Regions from separate parts of the Homo sapiens genome. Here region 2 is linked to region 1. Evidence: read pairs that join two places in POLR2A ChIA-PET (ENCODE). Cell type or tissue: PC-9. All regions are shown on one strand. Each heading gives the region's core, and the rest is flanking DNA. Links, peaks and the distances in the headings are about the cores only.

Region 1 (10,659 bases), core at 3,206-8,205:
AAACAAAATAATTCTCACTCGACACAGCAGGGAAGGTATTTAAAAAGATAATACTTGGGTTGGTCACTGAAGCCTGAGTATGTATTCTCCTTGAACGTGAAAAATCTTTATTTAGCTCTTCAAGTGATAAAATGTACCCAACCACTCCTTACTGCAGAATCTAGTAGGTAAGAGTGCAGGCCAGTGGGGTGACTGGTTGTAAATATTAATTCTTGTATTTATTAGCCATTTATTAGCTATTGACTTAACTTCCATAAGCTTCAGATTTTCTCACTTGTAAAATAGTAACAACAATAAAATCTACTATCCAGACCTGTTCTGAAGCTAAAAGAAAAAAATACATATATAAAGCCTTAGCAATAAATAATAAGTGTGAGTTAGCATCACTGTGATTAGTATTCTCCCAGAAGAGGAAGGGCTCTACTAAGACAATAGTGTCTGTAATTAATATTGCAAGCTGGATCACTTTCCAAATAGATCCCACCGTGTCTCTGAACTCTATCTTAGCAGTAGTTGAAACAGATAAGCAAGATTTCCCACTAGCCTGTGAGTGTCAGAATTTACAATTTTTATTCTGTTACAGTGCCATGAGATTCCTGTAGTGCAAACTGCAGGGCCTTGTGAGTGCATGGTGATTGGTGAAGTATCAGACTCTGGATCAGGAAATGAAAAATCCTCTGCGTAGAACAACTTCTTGCCAACCCCCTACCTGTGATTCTTTCTCTTCCTCATCTAGGTCTTAGCTTTTGAATCAGTAGACTGAGTTAAGCAGATTGTCCTCCCAATGTGGTTGGGAATAATTCAATCCTTGAGGGTCTGGATAGAACAAAAAAGTGGAGGAAGGGAGAATTTGTTCTCTCTGCCTGACTGCTTGAGCTGGGACATTGGACTTCTCCTGCTCTTGGACTGGGACTTAGTTATTGCCTCCTCTAGGGAGCCTTGCTTTTCTTACCACCCCACCAAGCCCTTCATATGTTTCCTTCTGACTACCTGGGCCTCCCTACAGAAACTCTTAAGAATATATACAGAGGGAAACCCAGGGGGGATATGTATATATGTATGTATGTATGTGTATGTGAATATATGTGCGTATGTACATACACACACATATATGATATATATCCATATATATATAAAAATGTACATAGGATATGTATATATGGATGTATAAAAGGATATATACATACACATATAAGTACACATATTTTTATATATGTGTGTTATCTTTATATCCTTATATGTGTGTGTGTGTGTGTGTGTGTATATATAAGGATATAATAACACACATATATAAAAATATGTGTATATATACATATATATCCTTATATACATCTTTATATATACACATATATATTTTCATATATGTGTGTGGGTTATATATAAGTAACACTATAGATAAAATACTGACTTGTCTGCTCCTCCCACTGGACTCTGAGCTCTGTCATAAAAGGGACACTAGTTCTAAGTCCATCACTATGCTCGCAGTACTTAGAAGAGGGCCTGGTGTAGAGTAGGTGCTCAATATATTTTGAGGTCAGAAAACACAGTTACATTAGGAATGGGAGACTATGAAATAGTTAAGAAGCTTATTATCAGATCTTAAATGAGTCTAGAGCCTCAATAAAATGAGGAGCTCTTAGATGCGGCTCATGATAGTTGAAGTAGAGAACATATGTCATAGGAATCAGGAGGCAAAGAGATTTCATGGCTGAGCATCATAAATATCAAAGTTGAAGTTACTGAGTCATGGTTATATGATTTCTCCTACAAATGTGGCAGCTCAGTCATATTTATGGGTTTGATAATTTTTTAAGCCTTTGAAGAAAATCCTGGTAAGAAAAACTCACCTAACTTCTTGGCCCTGCATTCAAAGATTTGACACACACTATACACATACATATACATATACATATACGTATACGTATACATATACATGGAAGGTGTCAAGACCAGAATTGTACTCTTTGAGACAGAGGTGTCAGTCTAAAAAACCAATTTGAATTGAATGTCAAAGTTCACTTAAGTAGACCTTGGGCTACAATTTATAGAAAATATGCTCCTGCATCTGTAATTCTGCAGTTCAGTTGGGTGTAGAGGACCATCCAAACCAGTTTCTCAGGAGATGCTAATCATGAATTGTAATAGCATTACTGTATTCAGCACATAGACAGCTCCACCCCATTATAAAAGTGAAGTTCACCTCCCTCCCCGTCCCTCTAGCAACTTCCATCTTTTCAGTCTCTCAATTCCCCTACCTGAACTTCTCTCATACAATTCCCAGGCCTATCATCATTCCACACACAGGGAAACACCATAAACCATTGACCATTTTTCTAGAGTCACTTTAAATCAAAGTAATAATTTTTAGCGTATATTCCTCTGACCTCTAGCAATGAAAAATCATGTTAGCTGCGAAAAACCACATAACAGGATTTGAAACAATATATGAATAACTTCCTATGGAAAGAAACTGATTCTTTGACTTTTTTTTTTAACATAATAGCAATAGAAAATAAAAACTCAAAGTGAAAAATATCTAATAGAAAGTTGGAAGGTCCCTTTAAATATAAGAGAAGGCTTTGGCATATTTGGGATTAACATGACAATAATTTTTTTTTTCAAAATTTGGTCCAAGGGTCATAGTAGTCTAAAAATTTTTTTTCTGATATCCCAGATTGCTGGATATTTCTGACATACAAGACTCAATTAGGAAAAGACAAAAGGATCAAAGAAGAGAAAGCAGAATAACACTGACATTGAGAATGACTCTAGATGGGAGATCACCTAAGGATGAAAGCTTTTCTGGCAAACAATATGCAAGTATATTTATACTCTTGCTGCTCATTCCTTTTATTTAAAAACCATTGCAGGAATAAGGTGACATAAATTGTAGACTCCATTAACAATTGTTCTAGGGAACAATTAATACATGTGCCTACTCATATTACACTGAGCAACCAGGTCTACCAGCCATAGTTTTTGAATTCTGACAGCACCAGTTTTAGATATCTGTTCCATAGTGTGTAGGTAGTGTGAAAATACACAACCTATTTTCTTAAATAAATGTTCTGAATGTTTCCATATCATGGAGGTGGTGAGCCAACATAACCAACACTGATATGCAGTTTTTATTCTGAAAAAATGAAAATGAAATTAGTCAAGAGCTGTCAGGAAGAACAAAGAGGTTTCTTGTGGAATTTGTGTGTTAAATACAGCAATGGTTATAACTTTGTTCCTCGTATGAGGTAATGTTTTCCCAGGGATATTTAGTAATATTTAGCCATCAATCAATTGGCATTGCATCAAAAAAAAACACCTGCACTCCCACTAGATTAGCGGTGTGGTTTCCTAATCACATTGACAAAGAGCTAACAAAGCATGTGATATGTGGTGGAAGAGAAAACAGAAAGCTCTGCTTTACATCATACTGTTTAGGTGTGAGGATGGACCCTAATCTGCTTACACTGCATTGAAGCTGAAAGTGCAAAATAAATTCATTATCCTGGACTGGGAGACAGTAGACAAATACATCTCTTGAGAGGACAAATAACTTTACACAGAAAAGGGGATATCATATCATTTAATGAGGCAATAAGAACAACTTTTCAGGAAGACGGCCGGGCAGTGTGAGTTCTCTCATAGACACAGCGGAAGAGGTTTTTTGGTTTTGTTTTGTTTTTTTTGTTGTTGTTGTTGTTTTTTTTTGAGGAGAATGACAGCTTACTTAACAACAGACGTTTCTGTGATTGGAGAGGGAAGAAATGAACTGCTTTGCCGCTATTGCCTGTGATGGGTACAGGAATCCCAAAGCTTTGGGAGATCAGAAGAGATGTCCAATTCCTGCAGGAGATGCTTCACAGACCCCTTAAATCATTGATCATCTTCCCTTTTCATTATGCGATTTGTATCTAAGTCCCTTTACAGTAATTTCAGTGTCTGTTTAATCTTTGAGGTCCCCACAGAACCTATTACAATGTTTTACATATTGTAAGACACACAGTAAGAATTTGTGTATTGTAAGTATTGACCTAATATATCTGCACTTTTAATGTATTCAGTTAAAATATAAATTGTATTTTAAGAATACAGTAAATAAAAGAAATGCTCCTATCAAGGCATTTCTCTATCCTATGTCTATAAGTTTATTCAGATTCAAGTGTGGGAATTTACATTCATCATTAGTTCATCCATTCATTCATGTATAATGGGTACATAGTAATTATCTACTATATGCAAAGATCTCTAAGCCCTATGATGCAATTTAAAAAAATGTTAAAGTGTCTGGGCGCAGTAGCTCATGCCTGTAATCCCAGCACTTAGGGAGGCCAAAGCAGGGGGATCACTTGACCTCAGGCATTCAAGACCAGCCTGGGCAACATGGCAAAACCCCATCTCTACTAAAAGTACAAAAATTAGCCAGGTGTGGTGATGCGTGCCTGTAGTCCCAGCTACTTGGGAGGCTGAGGCAGGAGAAATCGCTTGAGTCCGGGAGGTGGAGATTGCAGTGAGCCGAGATTGCACCACTGCACTCCAGCCTGGGCAACAGAGCGAGACTCTGCCTCAAAAAAAAAAAAAAAAAGAAATGTTAAAGTGAATATCTTCATTAAGAATTTATAATTGAAAATATTTTCCATATTAGTGGAAAATCTCTATTTCAAAATTGATAACTTAATTGAATCTAAACCCAGTTGAATAAGTATTTAATTTGTGCCCACTACATTACATTTTGTTGCCTGCTCTGAATTTTGCCTTCTACTCTAGCATATTCATTAATGGGATTAGAAGGAATAACTTTTTGAGATGGGTGAAATAAGTCCGACCCAAACAGCTTTGAAATAAAACATGGGCCAGTAACAGTTACTTACAACTGTCTTTAGCCAACATGTCCCTGGCTGAAAGGTTCCTTACCATGGCGATGTTTTGGTCCAACAGGACAAATGACCTGTGAGATGTGATGAAGGAGAGAGAGATGAACAAAAAAGAGGTAATGCACAGCCATGGATTTCCCGAAGCCCCTCTCCTTGAGGGCTCTTCTTGTGCTCTGGGGAGATGCGCCACTAAAAGAAAAGGCTAACTGTTCAAGGTGAAAAAACACCACTCCCTAAAAGGAGCAAGACTTGGCTGCATGCAGGTAACACTATGAACTAGATAAGAACATGCTTAAACTCTTCAGAGTAAAAGCATCTATTCAAGGGAAAAGAATGCGGAAGGTCGTGTATGCCCATGACCAGAAATTTAAAGTGTTATGTGGAGCAAGGGGACCTATGCAGAGCTATGTTATGAGCTGAATGTAAAGAATGCAGCTTACAAGTGGCTTAAATTCTTGAGGGACCGGAATGGTTTTGTTCTGGGCAGCCTGATCAATGGGAGCTTGTCTTTGAGCTATTCGCTCAGCAAGTGACTCAGCACTTGTGACGCCCGCTGTGAGACAGGCTATTGGCTGGGGAAGAGAAGATCTTTTCAAGTACATCAGAACGGCTCTGTCTCAGATAACCTTCCCCTGACTTTGTGACTGAGCTTCCAGAAACATGTCAGGGAGTTTCTAGGAAGGAGGCCAGAAATCATGCAGTTAGCAAGGGAGATCCAGCTGTGCCCACCTCAGCCTGAGAGTTTTATTCACTTCTTCTGCAGGGATCATTTTCAGCCGTTCAAAAAGTTTCCTACTGTTTCACCTCGATGGGGACTTTACTTGCTTTTCTGTGCAGGTTCTCTATTAGTTAACATGTTCCTCTACCCCATTTAACTTTTGAAGTGTGGGGCCTCTGAATGAGAAAATGGATTGCGTCTTCCAATATCAAAATGGAGTCCTACTCATGATAAGTAGTTTAACACTTTTCTGAGAGTATTGAGTTGCTTTAGGAAGACCAAGTGATTGGGTTTCAAGAGGTATGGCTTAAATCCCTACTCTGCCAATTATTACTTGTGAGATTTGGGAGGAGGTCACTTTTAAACCTCGCATTCCTCATGTGTAAAATAGGGATAATAATATCTAGCCTATTCATAGTTATTTTGATAACCCCAATGAGATGAACCGTACGAAAAGTGCCACGAAGACGGTAAAGCCCATAGACAAATAGAAATTCTTATTATAACTTTTCTTCTGCATGTATCTACTATCTTTATGTAACTCTTAACCACATTCTACTTTGTATTACAGTGACTTTTAAGTATTTTTCTTTCCCCTCAGAGATACCAAGTTAAAGGAATTCACATCATTATATCTCCCAGAGGACAAAGCCTAGAACTTTCTACATTCAAGTCAGTGAATATTGGGGAGTGGGGAATCCATGAATTCATTATGTGGTAAGTGAAACTCTGTGGCACACAGTTTGTGGTTCTGTCAATTGTTTTCATTGCTTAGATTTAGAAAAAAAAAACAAAACATTTTGAGGGAAAATATCTTCTTTCCTCCTAAAGTAGTAATTTCAGGTGGTATTCCAGAAACTCCCAGACATAAAATGGCCTCAGGAATGTCATATTTCACAGCAATTGCCATACAGAAAAACTCCTCTGCTAAAAACAGCAGTCTGTTTACCCTTTTAAAATTTCACCCACCCTTTCTGCCTCCCTTGTTTATTTTTCCCTAAACCCTAAGGATAGTGATTACTTTCTATAGCTGCTACCCCAACTAAACCACAGAAATCTCTATATTCCTTTTTGAACTCAACTGTTTACCTAGTTGAGAACTCTTTATATTAAATTTCCTTCTTCAAATTACTAGTATGGGTTCTACCACCTGACTGGATTCCACACAGCAGAGCAGGTACTGAGAGGTGCCCCAGTCCTCCCTCTGGAACTATTATCCCAAGAACGCTTCTTCCTAGAAAATGGGATAAAATATCTACATCATATACACATGTCTGGAAAACTCAAGATGCTTTTGGCAAGAGGTCATAACATCTGGCAATATCCCGAAAGAGCTTTTTGAGCAATTAAGAATGTCATCGGAGTCCAGCCCTTACTTTAAATTTCCACAATTTGGGCTTTATAACTACAGTTTGCTTCTTCAAGTATGTTCTTCATTAAACAGAAACACACATTTATGCTCACACGTGTGCCACGTGCATATGAAGCATACATGTTGTATCCATATTTGAAATGTGCAACTTATTCTTTTTTTATAATTTTTCTAATGAAATATGTAAATCTTCATTAAATTTCAGATAAGACTAAGCATATCTTTCCTCACAAAGCAGTGGTTCACCTAGAAGAAACTGGCAGCTCACAAGGGAATCATCCCAGGACAAAGCTGAGGAAATAAACTTTTTATTTTTTTTTATGTTTTTTTTTTTTTATAGTAGAGTGATTCTGGTAGAGAAATATTAGGATTGACCCATTTAATTTATCAAATCATTGTCTTATTATTATCATCATTATTTTTGAGATGGAGTTTCCCTCTTGTTTCCCAGGCTGGAGTGCAATGGCGCAATCTCAGCTCACCACAATCTCTGCCTCCTGGGTTCAAGCGATTCTCCTGCCTCAGCCTCCCGAGTAGCTGGGATTACAGGTATGCGCCACCACGACCGGCTAATTTTGTATTTTTAGTAGAGACAGGGTTTCTTTATGTTGGTCAGGCTGGTCTCGAACTTTCGACCTCAGGTGATCCACCCGCCTTGGCCTCCCAAAGTACTGGGATTACAGGCATGAGCCACCATGCCCAGCCCCACTGTCTCATGAAATTGTTTGTATTTCCCTTTTTGCATAAAGTTTTGTTTTTATTATTGTTATATAAGCTATAAAATGCTAGCCTGATTGATTCTTGCACAAAACTGTGAAGCAGGCAAGGATGACCTTTTCTGCTCATTTTACAAGATAGTGCATACTGGAAAGTTTAAAGGGTTTAGCTGAGATCACACAAATAATAAGAGGCAGAGTTAGAAGCAAAACAGATACTTTCTGTCTCTTTTCCATTCTCCTATGCTGCCTCTTCATGTTTCATTTTTTACATAATAAATCAATATTGTATTTTAAGGACTGGATATTATTAACACATTCTACATACCAGACATTAAGTCGAGTGCTTTTGTATGGATTAAAACCATCTTTTAAAACATCTACTAGGAGATAGCATAATGATTATCCTTATTTTATGGATGAGGCTTAAAGAAAATAGAAAAATTGATCAAGATTTCACAGTTGTTGAGCGCCAGAAGTGAGATCCAAATCCAGACAATCTTAATTTAGCACCAAAATGTTGATGTCCTGCACTATCACACTTCCCTTACTACATAGATATTTGCTGTAAAGAAATGGTGCTGTAAAGAAATGAACAAAAGGAGAAGAGGTCACAGAAGTTTATAATCTAAGTTTTAAGAAATTTGCTGTTCCTTAAGACATAAATAATACAAAGTAAATAAAGTAAATATACAATATAGATATCAATCAAAATGAAAACTGATTTTTGGGAAAAATCATGCAATTCCGTTATTAAGAAATGAAAAATCTAAACTACATGTAAGAGAAATACTAAGTAAACATAAAATTTTAGTCATATAGGTTACAGTTTTGTCTTAAAACACTGCTATTAATCCATTTATTTTTAATTAATCAGTTTAGACACAGCAAAATAAAGGAAAATTCAGGCCAATATTCTTGACGAACATAGATGCAAAAATCCTTCGTAACATACTAGCAAACTGAATCCAGCAGCACATCAAAAAGCTCATCCACCACAACCAAACAGGATTTCTCCCTGGGATGCAAGGTTGATTCAATATATGCAAATCAACAAATGTGACTCATTACTTAAACAGAACTAAAAACAAAAGCCACATGATCACCTCAATGAGTACAGAAAAGACTTGATAAAATTCAACATCACTTCATGTTGAAAACTCTCAGCAAACTAGGCATTGTAGAGACATACTTCAAGATAATAAGAGCCATCTATGAAAAACCCGTGTCCAACATCATACTGAATGGGCAAAAGCTGGAAGCATTCCCCTTGAAAACCAGCATGAGATAAGGATGCAGTATCTCACCAATCCTATTCAACAGAGTTCTGGAAGTCCTAGCTAGAGCAATCAGACAAGAGAAACGTATAAAGGGCATCCACTTTGGAAAGGAAGAAGTCAAATTATCCTTGTTTGCAGATGACACGATCTTACATATGGAAAAACTTAGACTCCCCCAGAAAACTATTAGAACTGAGAAACAAATTCAGTAAAGTTGCAGATATAAAATCAACATACGAAAATCAGCAGCATTTCTATATGCCAACAGTTAACAATGTGAAAAACAACTCAAAAACATAATCTCATTTATAATAGCTATAAATAAAACTAAATGTCTAGGAATTAACATAGCCAAGGAAGTAAAAGGTCTATACACTGAAAACATGAAGCACTGATGAAAGAAATTGAGGGGGATACCAAAAAATGGAAAGATATTCCATGTTCATGGATTGGAAGAATCAATGTTGTTAAAATGTCCATACTACCCAAAGCAATCTACAGATGCAATGCATTCCCTATCAAAATACCCATGACATTCTTCACAGAAATAGAAAAAACAATCTTGAAATTTATATGAAACCACAAAAAAATGAGGATCGCCAAAACTATCCGGAGGGAAAAAAGAACAAAACTGGAAGAATCACATTACCTGACTTCAAATTATACTACAGAGCTATACTAACCAAAGCATGGTACTGGCATAAGAACAGACATACAGACCAAAGGAACAGAATAGAGAACCCAGAAACAAATCTATATACCTACAATGTAATGCAGAACTCATTTTCAACAGAAGTGCCAGCAACATACATTGGAGAAATGATGGCTTCTTCAACAAATGATCCTGGGAAAACTGGATATCCAAATTCAGAGGAATGAAACTTGATGGCTATCTCTCACTATATACAAAAGTCAAATCAAAATGGATTAAAGACTTAAATCTAAGACCTCAGACTACGAAACTACTACAAGAAAAAGTCAGGGATACCTTCCAGAATGTTGGTCTGGGCAAAAATGTCTTGAGTAATATCCCACAAGCACAAGCAACCAAAGCAAAAATGGACAAGTGGGATCATATCAAGTTAAAAAGCTTGTGCACAGTGAAGGAAACAATCAACAAAGTGAAGAGACAACCCACAGAATGGAAGAAAATATTTGCAAATTACCCATCTGACAACAGATTAATAATGAGAATATATAAAGAGCTCCAACAACTTTACAGGAAAAAATCTAATAATCCAAATTAAACATGGGCAAAAGATTTGAATAGACATTTCTCAAAAGAAGACACACGAATGGCAAACAGGGATATAAAAAGGTGCTTGGCATCACTGATGATTATCAGAGAAAAGCAAATAAAAACTACAAAGACACACAATCTCAGCCCAACTAAAACGGTTTTTATTCAAAAGACAGGCAATAAATGCTAGCGAGGTTATGGAGAAAACAGAACCCTTGCACACTGTTGGTGAGAATGTAAATTAGTACAACCACTATACAGAACAGATTAGGGCTTCCTCAAAAAACTAAAAATAGGGCTACCAATATGATTCAGCAATCCCACTGCTAGGTATATAACCAAAAGAAAGGAAATTGGTATATCAAAGAGATATCTGCACCCCCAAGTTTGTTGCAGCACTGTTCAGAATAGCCAAAATTTGCAAGCAATCTCAATGTCCACCAACAGATGACTGGATAAAGAAAA
Region 2 (10,659 bases), core at 2,353-7,352, 190 kb after region 1:
CTGGGCTTCTTTTGATTGGTTGCTGTGAATCTCTTATTTTTTCAGAAAACTTTCCTGCTTAGGGTTTTGGTTATAATCTCTCCTGATTTCTCCAAAGGTCAGATCTTACAAGTAAACAGCTTAGGTTTCAGTTCGGTGACAGGGAACCTTAGCTTGAGTGACTCCATTTTGGTTGGTCTCTTGGAGCCTGGTACAGGAGCTCAGTCCAATCAATGGCCTACCACACATTTAACACTTGTTAAAGATGGTAATGCAAACTTTATTCAAGGGGCAGGGGACATGGCTACAGGTATAGAAACCACCACAGTGGGGTCTTGCAGTGGGGGAGAGAGGCTGGCTCAACTCTGACTCCAACAAATACATGACAGGTTTTATCACCAAGGAGCAGGTGGGCAGGGGGCAGTGGATAGAAAATTACTAACAGGAAATATCAAGGATAAAGGTTTTCTGGCTAAATCAACTTGATAGGATTATGGCCGAAGGCAGGCCAGGGTGATAAGATATCAAGGAATTCCAAGGGTGGAGAATTTTTTCTAACCTGACTTAGGAGGATTGTTGCTCAAATGGGATTCTATAAGGACACAGGGGGAAGTTCAAGGTCAATCAGAGGACTCAGAGGAGCCTGACTAAAGTTTTGGTCAAGGGAAAGTCTTTGTCACTGGTAATGTAGTAGGTACCCAATAAATAATTGTTGATTCAACAAATCAACATTCTTCCCCAGATCCGCCAGACTAATTACTTCTCACAACAACTTTGTGTGGCAGCACCTATCTATGGCAGTGGTTAAATTCTCCCTCCCTCGGAGCTCATTCTGTATTCTATCAAGTCATTTTCTAACAGAATTCTTTCCATCACTCGTGTACTTTCTTAAGAGTGAGGAAATTAAAACGGGGAGAGAAGGTTCAAGGCCATGAGTCAGTCCAAAGGCAGAGTAGGGAATTCCATTAATAACTTAAAGCACAAATCCACCTTCCTTTGCCATGAGGATGGGTCTGAAAGTGCTGGCTTGTTACTCCAGCTGCAACCCACACATTGCTGTATAGTCATCCCTGTTATCGCAGCTCTTGGGAGTGGGAAACCTACAGAGCAGTGGCGATGACAGTGACTCAGAGAACACATGAGTTCTTGTTGGTTCAAGGACCTCAAGAAATAAAACACTCAAAATCAATGTAATATGTAACACAGTAACCATTTTAACACCCTCCTAATCTCCTAGGGCCAAAGTGGAGAATACCGATATTTGGGATTAGAAAAAGACACTGGATAGCTAATTTTAAGAACAATTCAAGCCCCGTAACTTCACAAGCATTCCTCAATGCTCAGGAAAAGAAAACATGACAAAGAAATATTTTAAGTAGATATTTTCCAGTCCACTAAATTTTCTATTGCAAAATTGAATGTCCTTTTTAAATCTTCCAGTAGCCTTTTAAATATTCGATGACAGGGATGTTGTCTTCAATTTTTTGTTTTTTTGGTATTGCTCCTTGGCAACTAATATAGTTAGTGCCTCCTAAGTTTTTCTGAGTAATTTCTCTAAAAATTAACAGCTATTTTTAAACAGCAATATTCCTCCACTTATGAATTTATTGAATATTTTTTGGCACCTACAGTATGCAAATCACAGAACCAGGCACCATGGCACATGTGTAAGAATAAGACAGCATCTGGTGTGAAAATTAGAAGGGGAGTGCATTCATCATCACCTATCCTAGAAAAGCAGAAACCATTTGTATTTCAAAATAAAAGAAATTTAATATATGGGAATTGATTATACATGTGTTGCAAGAACAAGGAGCCCAGAAATAAACAAGAGCAGGTGCCACTGTCATCCCTAGGCAGGAAAACAGGAGACTGTGCTCCCAGAACCCAAGGGCAGGGACCACCATTAGAGGCTGGAACTGTCAGCTGCAAGGTGGAGTCTCAAAAGAGATACAGCTCCATTGACACAGCTTCCAAAAGCCAGAAGGGAGTGGGAGAAGACCCTGGTTTCTCATGCTAGCACCTGCCATTGTTACCACCCGGTGCGAAACCAGTTGACACAAAAGTCTGGGCAGCTTAGCCCTAAGGTCGGCCCCTGTGATACAGAACAGAGCAGGGAAAGGCCAGGGTTTGAGAGCAAGCAGGCCATACATAGGGAGCTTTGACAACTGTATAACAGCCAAATTCAAATTAGTGCTATCACAGGGAAAGTAAAATAAATATTCAATAAGCTTATAATATTGCCTTAACTGAATTACAAACAACAACAAAAAATAATAATAACCTCATGACATTTGGAAAAAAGATATATCAATTCCACTTAGAATGGCTGATGCTTTATCAAAGAGGCAGCACTCTGGAAATTTGGAGAAAACCAATAGAATTTCAAAAGCTACAGGAGGAATAGGAAGGATTCTACTTGCAAAAGCATCAACACATAGATATTCTGGCATCGTCTGGTGGAACCATATTGAAGATGCACTGAAGTATGATGTTAAGGAATGTAAATTTTTTCTGGTAGATCAGGAGTCACTGAAGATTTAGGACCCAAAATCTTCAGTGACAGAATCACAGCTGTGATTTAAGGATTCATCTGGCAGCAGCATATAAAATCCTTTGGGAATAAAGATGCCAGGTAAAAGGTAATAAAGTCTTGAACCAAGGGGGCATCCACGGAACTACATGGAACGTTCTTGATTTAGTGTTATCCAGTTGGAAGCACTGTGCAAAGAACTAGAAATGGGAGCCCTCCCATGATAGCTTGGAAAAGATGTCTCTGTTGTCTGCATACTTTGGGGCACATATGAAAAGTGATGAGGGTTTAAAGCCTGGCCATGGATAACATTATGCAGAGGGAAAGTCAGAAAAGAAATGTGTTTCATCAAAGGCTTGAGCATAGAAGGAAAGGTGCTTAAGAAGAGAATAGGGGCAGTAGCGGAAGGGGGAAGACCCAGGAGAATATCGCATTTCAGTAGAAAGGGTTTCCAAAAAAAGTGAACAAGCAATTATGTAAAATGCAGCAGAAAAGTCAAGGAGAATGAATATTGAAAAGGGGTGGGAGGACTTTTAACTTTATAGAAAATTTCAGGAAGCATCCAGAACTGAATTTGAAATCAAAACGTCTGGGCTCAAGATACATAAAATAATTTCTCCCTATGTATTACCTCTACTCCCTCATAATTTCACTATACATGTAGTTCTTTGTGTCCTCTTTGACTATTCTCTTCAGCATAATCTTCCAGTTTCTACATCCACTGCTAATGCTTCCATATTCTTGATATTTAAAAAGCAAGTGCATTGTCATGTCATGATGCCCACAGAAGCCAGAGAGAGTAGGGTCACACCATATATAACTGGGTTACCTAAAGACTTGTCCATTAGCATATATTTAGAAGGGGCTATGGGCATCACAAGCAAAGACTGACTTGTCAAGTTAAAGCTAACATATAACTTCTATAGTTAAATAGCAAAATTTAGCAAGCATTTGGTAATAGGCTCGATTAGCATGGTTTCCATTTTTTTCTAGCAATTGTATACAAAGCACTGAAAAAGAGAAAATGCAAAGAAGAATGTATAGAATAGCACATTTATAGACTAGTGTGTTGGCCTCTTCAGAAATCCAGCATTGTAGAGAAGATATCATCCACAGTACTAAGTTTAAACCACTTAAGCTGAAATTCAAAACCCTACACAATTTGATAACAGCCTACTTCTCTAACATTATCTCTCTCTAGCCATTCAGTCAATAACTCAAATTCCTATAATTCAACAAACAAGCACTTACTCCATTCCAGGCATTGTGCCAATCACTACACTAAGCACCCACAAGCCAGGCTGCTCCCATCTAAAACGTTACTACCCCTACTCCTTTACTGACCAGTCTGTTCTCAGCAGGAAAGCCTTTGCTCTTCTCTGTGCATATTGAAATTCCTCGATTATTGACAGCATACTTGGGAGACAGGAGCAAGGCTGTGCAACCTGACTGCTTTGGATTTAAATCTAGTTCCACCCTTAGGCAGCTGTGTGACCTTGGGCAAGTTACTTAAATGCTTCAATTTCCTCCTCTGTCTTCCTTCGAGGAATGTGATGATTAAACACATATATGAAGCACTTAGAAGAGTGTGTCAAGGTATTTAAAACCATACCAGGAATTTAGCAACTGTTTAATAAATGTTAAAAAGTAGTAGTAGTAGTTGTTGTTGTTGTTGTATTGTGATTCTCAGCTGCAGATGCACCTCCTTCACAATACCCCACACTCATAAATCTAACTCATGGTCCATACTCACATGGTTCTTATCATATGTGTCTTTGCATATGTTTTATATCTGATACATTTTTTTGGAGGCAGGCTATTATGCATTTTTTTTCTTCCCTCAGCACACAGCCACATGCACCACAGTCCCTAATGGTAATAGTAAACTGTGTGAGTGTGTGTGTGTGCGTGTGCATGTGTACATGAATTCAGTGGACCCTAAGGAAAATTCTATGGAAGAGGGACAGTCATGGTTCTTCCATCACCAAGAAACATCAAAGTTTGGGGTCACCAAAATGAAGGAAAGTAGCTATAGCATCTTCTTTGCAATAGGCCTTTAATACTGTGTCTATCCTTCTTACCAGTCTGGATTAGTTTAGATTCATTTCTACTAGAGGGCAGGGAATGAACTAAGTAATTTGTAATTCCACCAGTTCACCCCTTCAGAACACCTCCAGATCATCACAACTCCCAATTTTGCTTTGTTAAATGCAGACCAGCTGGGAACCAGCCCAGGACCCTGTATCCCTGAAGTTAACCCACACTCATATTGCTTGGACCAGCTGGGGCTGGCCTGTTTCTGGTGAGACAAAGAGCCAATAGATGATGGTCTGACATGCCAAGAAGTGATCATAGCTGCTTCAGAGGTCATCAGTAAAGAATGTCAGAAGGAAATGGCCCAAGGCAGTAGAAATGCTTTTGCCCTCTTAGATGGTAGTTTCGCAAGCCAATAGACAAATGACGAGCTGGAGCTGGAAATAGCACAGGACTAGTATTAGTGATAGTACTGGGAAACGGCTTTAGCCTGAGGCTGGACCACATATCTTCCACCCCTTGCTGAGAGGAACCACTGCCTAAAACAGATAAGTTTCCCAACATGACTAACTTGAGTGACTATCTTTTTGCCGCTTTTCCCCTCACGCTGACCAGAAATGAGGCATCAATGAAAGTACACACTTAAGAAAAACCTGCTGTTCTGAGCTGCATCCTCCCTGGGACAAATTCTCTGGGGCAGAAGTAGACACTACCCTCAGTTGAGTGGGCTCACCATTTTCTTCAGCCCCTTCTCAAGCCAGAACCAAGGGAATAGAACCAGCATTCTGTTCACTCCTGAAATCTATGTTAACTCCAGCGCTGGATTATCAATACAAATTAAAGTACAGAATTTGAGGAATTACACATTTTGCTTTAATAAATTGAACTGTGGTGAGATTAGCCCTGCAACATCATTGCATTCACTCATTTTCCTGTCTATATGTCACTGTTTCCCAAGTTTTATTCTACAGAATAGTGCCACGAATTATTAATAGGGAATCCCTGAAAAAAAATAAAAGGTTCCAGGTAAAACAAGTTTGGGAAACATGGTCATATGCTTCCTTGAATGGGAGAGAAAGGAAGAGAATGGCAGCTGCAGTCGAGTCATTGCAGGAGCCCTGGGTTCACCATAGGGTGGGCACCACACACAGGCTAAGACCATCAATGAAATGTGTCGGGAGCCTTGAGGAAGGATGCTTCTTTTTGTGACTTTGGGAGGCCTACAGGAACAACCCCAGCATTCCATATTAAAATGCATGTCCAATGTCATATAAAACCAGTCTAAAAACTCCCACTACATTCTTAAAACTCTTATTTTCTAGAAAATTCCAGAAATATGGATCTCTATTAAAGACAATCTTGAAAGAAGGTTAAAAGTTGCCTGCAAGAGTCCTACAAAGAGCAGGAGCGTACACACTGTGGATGATTCCAGACCACCACCTACCTTCCTGTGGTTCTAACGTATTAGCTCTATAAGCAAGAAGTCAGTCATTAAATCCACAGATTGAGAATGTCCCTTTATTGATTCCAGAAGGGAACCTGAAACACAGGTTAAGTAATAACCTGAAGCATAAAGAATTTATTATCCAGAGCAAGTGCTGACTCTTCTGGATCATATTGGAACGTACTCCCTTCCTGCTCCCTCTTTAATTATCATTTTTAACAAAAATCCAGTAGTTGGCCAAAATTCTCTGCCCAGGCAGGCCCAGAAATGCACTGAGGGGTAGAGGGAGAAGACGACTTTCACCCAAAGGGAACAATGCTCCATCACTCTGCTTCTTCATCACACAGGAATATGATCTAATTTAACATCACAGCTAAAATTCACCTTGATATTTATGTCCCTATCTGGTATCTGTGAGGCTAGGGGAAGGGCAGAGACTTTTAGGCCACAGACAGGAGACTGTTGAGGGGGTTGTAGCCGTAATGTCTGCAGACCTGCATTAATTCACTTTGTTAATTTAACCAGGTAATTGGGCTGTGAGTCCTAAGAGCCAAGTTAGAATTCTGGCTCTGCTACTCATCAGCTGTAACAAAGGGCGATTTCCTTCCCATCTCAGTGCTTCCATTTTCTAATACGTAAAATGAGGTGGTTTGTACTAGATGATCTCGTGGTCTCTTGTGGCTACACTTCTAGCCACTAGACCATGGCTCTATGCAAAGAGGAACCACATCTTTCTTGTTCTGTTGTAAATCTAGCACCAAGTACAATTTCTAGAATATAACAGGCACTGAAATGGGTATTTTTAAGTGTATTAACGCTCAAATAAATAAAATGCTAAGTTCAACCCAAAACATGCAGCTAATTCATATAACGTAAGACAGTGTCCCTCTTTTCCCTCATTTTTGTCTCAGCTTCCTAGATGATACCCCAATTGCCCCCTCACCAGATTTACTTGGCTGGTGCTTTAAGTTCCATTGTCACCTATCAGAGATAATACAAGTCATCTAACTGGACCTTTAGAAAGAACATATGAATAATACAATGTGTCAGATATATTCACTGATGACAACAGAAATCACTGTTGGAAAAGAGCATCATGATAGATGGTGATGACTTGTCATTGGAGGTTCAGAAAGTGAAGAAACATTCTACAAAAAAAACCTGGTTGCTACACAGAGGTTCTCAGCAAGATAAAAATAGGTAGTACTAGCCCAAAGAACATTGCAAAGGTCAGGCATTTGTTTCTATATCTCCAAAGTTCTCTTTCCAGTCTCCTTCCCAAATTCAACAAAAGACTCATCATTTACCATATTTGCATGTTTAAGTCTTTAATCTTGTGCAATTTAAGACATATGTTTAAGGAATTTCAGACAATAGAAAACAGATGGGGAGATTTCTGGCAGGAGAGTTCAGTGAGAGGCAGAGAGGTCTTCATATCCTTAACACCGCACTACGCCTAAAACTGGTTTTAAACCAAAACTACCTATACAAACTTTTCCAGTGCCCTGTGGTCTAGGGGTTGGAGTGCAACAAGAAGTGACAGAATGCTTACGTGAAAGGAACAAGGAGTTGCCTGGCCTGTTTCTATCTTCCTGCTCCTGCATGGCCAGACTCAGGGTGCAGGGCTCCCTCTGACTGAGCCCTTTACCCTTCCTGAGGCCACTATCCCAGTATAGGGCAACCCAATTCCCTCAAAAAGGGTAACGGGCTTTCCTTACAACATTATTCCTTAGGGAAGCTCAGCTTCTAAGGTTCCTGATCATCTAGTTCTCTAGGACTAAACCAATCTGATATGGTGACTCTAGTTTTCTGCACGAGATCCATGGGCTGACCCATAATCTAAAAAAAACCTGAAAGAATATTTGAAATTATGCCTGCATCACAATATTGGGCATGCTCCAACTCAGTAGAAGACCAGGCAGCTTGAAGCATTAGCATGGGGTACAAAAAGCCCCAGGCCTGCTCAAGGAAAAGAAAGCCAAGATCAAGGACAAGAGAACCTTACTGGGAGTAAGATCTAGAATCTGAGTGTGATCATATACATGTTGATGATAACAAAGAAAAAGAACGCAGCATCAGGGAAAATTATTCATGATGAGACAAGTTATTAGTACCAGTGGACTAAACAATGGGGGAAAAAAGTTCTATTTTTTTTCTATAAAAGTAATACTAAATGTAACCATTGCAATACTAAATATAACCATACACCCATCAATGTATGGCCAAATACAACAGAAGTAACGTATATTTTAATGTGACAAAATTGTTAGTTTTATTAAATGACAATGCTAAAATGAACTGCTTATTCTTCTTAGCCTGTAATTTGTGGTTGTCAATTTGTTCCTAAAGTAATAAAAGACAACATTATTGAAAAATCTTGATATTATTTGGTTTGTCTACCTCTATGCAACGCCACATCCTTATCTCCAGGTATTATATGAAATATGTTATGTTATTCTAAATCCCTATCATTTTGTGACTTAAGATTATATTGCTATTTTGAACTGTTTGAGAGTTTTTGAGGGTTTTATAATTTCCACTGGCATGGGCAGTATTGTATTTAAGAAAATGATGTTGTTATCAGGTAAACTTCAGTATGAATATCACTTAAGAAATATTCAAACTTGCACTGTGAGGTATTACTTTACCTCTTTACATCTCAGTGTGCTTTTCTATAAAATGGGTATAATAATTGCTATGATTGAATATACCAACTAATGGTACTACATAAGGGTTGAGACTTATAAAGTCTCATAGTTGGGCAGCCCTTAGATTATCCAAGTGATCATCTAATCATGGTTGTAGAGATCATCTTTTCTTATGTATAGTTTTTAAAAATTAAATACCTTGGATGATAATGCTAAAAAAGGACAAATATGTAACTGGGATATCAGATGTGAGGACTGTTTAGAAGGAAAAAAATGTTTAAATCACTGAATCTACACTGGTCCAAACAAATGGAAATGAGTCCTATTTCTGAAGAACTTAGTCTACCTAGGAGCTCTTTGAATTTATACGAAGTAGTGAGCTTATTAATGTAGTCATGCTGTATCTTAAAGTTACCTTCTATTTTTTCCCAGCTCTGTTTATTATCATAGCTAATGATTCCAGTTCTTTCTTACTGAACCCAACTTCTGCCAGACACAGGGCTTGGTAAGATGGATGGATGGATGGATGGATGGATGGATGGATGGATGGATGGATGGATGGGTAGGTGGATGGGTGGATGGGTAGGTGGGTAGGTGGATGGGTAGGTGGATGGGTGGATGGGTAGGTGGATGGGTGGATGAGTGGGTGGGTGGGTGGATGGGTGGATGGGTGGGTGGGTGGGTGGGTAGCTGGGTGGTTGGATGGATGGGTGGGTGGATGGATGGGTGGGTGGATGGATGGGTGGTTGGATGGATGGGTGGGTGGATGGATGGATGGGTGGGTGGGTGGATGGATGGATAAGTAGATAGACAGATAGATAAAATGATAAATATACATAAAATCTCAGGTAATTTTAAGAACAACCTTTAACATGGTTACTATTAATTTTCCCTCATTTTACATATGATGAAAATGAGGTTTAAAGATGCTAAGAAATATGCCCCAAATCACAAAGCAAGTAAGATATTTCAAACAATAGCAAATAAATGCATCGTTACTTTTGCAAGACAGTGGGATAACAGTATCATCAAGTATCTATGGACTATTATCCCTATAAATAAAACTTGAATCATTAATTCTCCTTCGAAACAAAACTAGAAATCTACTAACCTATCCCATGGCGTAGGATATTCAGTAACATATCTGGAAGGAAAATACAGAAAAGGTCACTACAAGCAATAAAAACTCTAAATAATAGTAGCAGGAATCATAACAACAATGATGATAGCAAGAGGAATTAAGGGAAATAAAGAAGAGCCAGTATTTCCTTAAACATCTGCAAGTGACTTTGTGGAATCTCCTTGAGATTTTTCCAAAAAAGATAGGTAAATGTGAAATAGAGATACTCAACTCCAATGAATGTTATCTAGAATACTTTAGTGAGATCTCACAGCCTACGCAAATGGCACAAGCTATGTTCTCTAATGTGTTTCTCAATTTTGGCAAGTATATGGATGTCTTATGGATATGGTCATCAAAAAGTCATTGTTAATATGACACTAGAATCCTGTGACTACAACAACTCTAGCAACAAATTTTCTTCAGAATAATATCTCTGACTGGTTTATGGCAAGTGATTGGTTTATGACTGCTAAGTCCATCCTGATATGAGCTTAGAAGATGTTTTCCATATTGGTCTTGAAGAAACTTATACTTTCATCAGCAGGGGCCAGGACCTGAAGCTCCTCCAAGATTTTCCCAGTATCACCAGATTCCTAGGTCTATGACTCAGTTACAACATGTTCAATAAATATTGACTACGTGCACATGATTTTCCTATTGCTGTGCTCTCTGCAATGAGGAATGGCAATAAATGAAAACACAGTACCCCATCTGGAAGGAAATGAAATATCATGGATTTGGAGCCATGTGTTAATTATTGCTAACCTTCTCTGGAGTCCCTAGGTTAAGAGGACACTCCAAAGCCTCACAGTGCCCTGGAGCTATCATAGATAGTAACTACGATTCTCAAGTATCTTTTAGGCCCCAGTGCTCCGACCCCAATCGCACAATCCATTTG

Evidence for each region. Peaks named below come from ENCODE experiments on the same cell type or tissue, not always from the same donor. Only the 100,000 strongest peaks of a DNase experiment are listed, where the experiment ranks them.
Region 2: POLR2A ChIA-PET joins it to region 1 with 15 read pairs; 4 of 35 experiments call an interaction of 5 or more read pairs at or near these places.

What each region holds. Positions count from the first base shown.
Region 1 is chr15:39,208,295-39,218,953 of GRCh38, forward strand. The region is part of intron 1 of LOC105370777 (a long non-coding RNA gene); the gene reads right to left. It overlaps LOC124903467 (a long non-coding RNA gene), which reads left to right and starts at 2,616. Exons shown (of 3, transcript XR_007064589.1): 1 at 2,616-5,886; 2 at 6,188-6,303. RefSeq lists enhancers at 4,461-4,992, 4,798-5,997. In PC-9, for the core only: no CTCF peak of the experiment used is centred there; a DNase peak (open chromatin) is centred at 5,307; H3K4me3 peaks cover 358 bases; H3K27ac peaks cover 1,582 bases.
Region 2 is chr15:39,400,018-39,410,676 of GRCh38, forward strand. The region is part of intron 1 of LOC105370777 (a long non-coding RNA gene); the gene reads right to left. Among named protein-coding and RNA genes, the nearest start is that of LINC02915, 150 kb to the left of the region's middle. In PC-9, for the core only: no CTCF peak of the experiment used is centred there; DNase peaks (open chromatin) are centred at 3,944 and 4,964.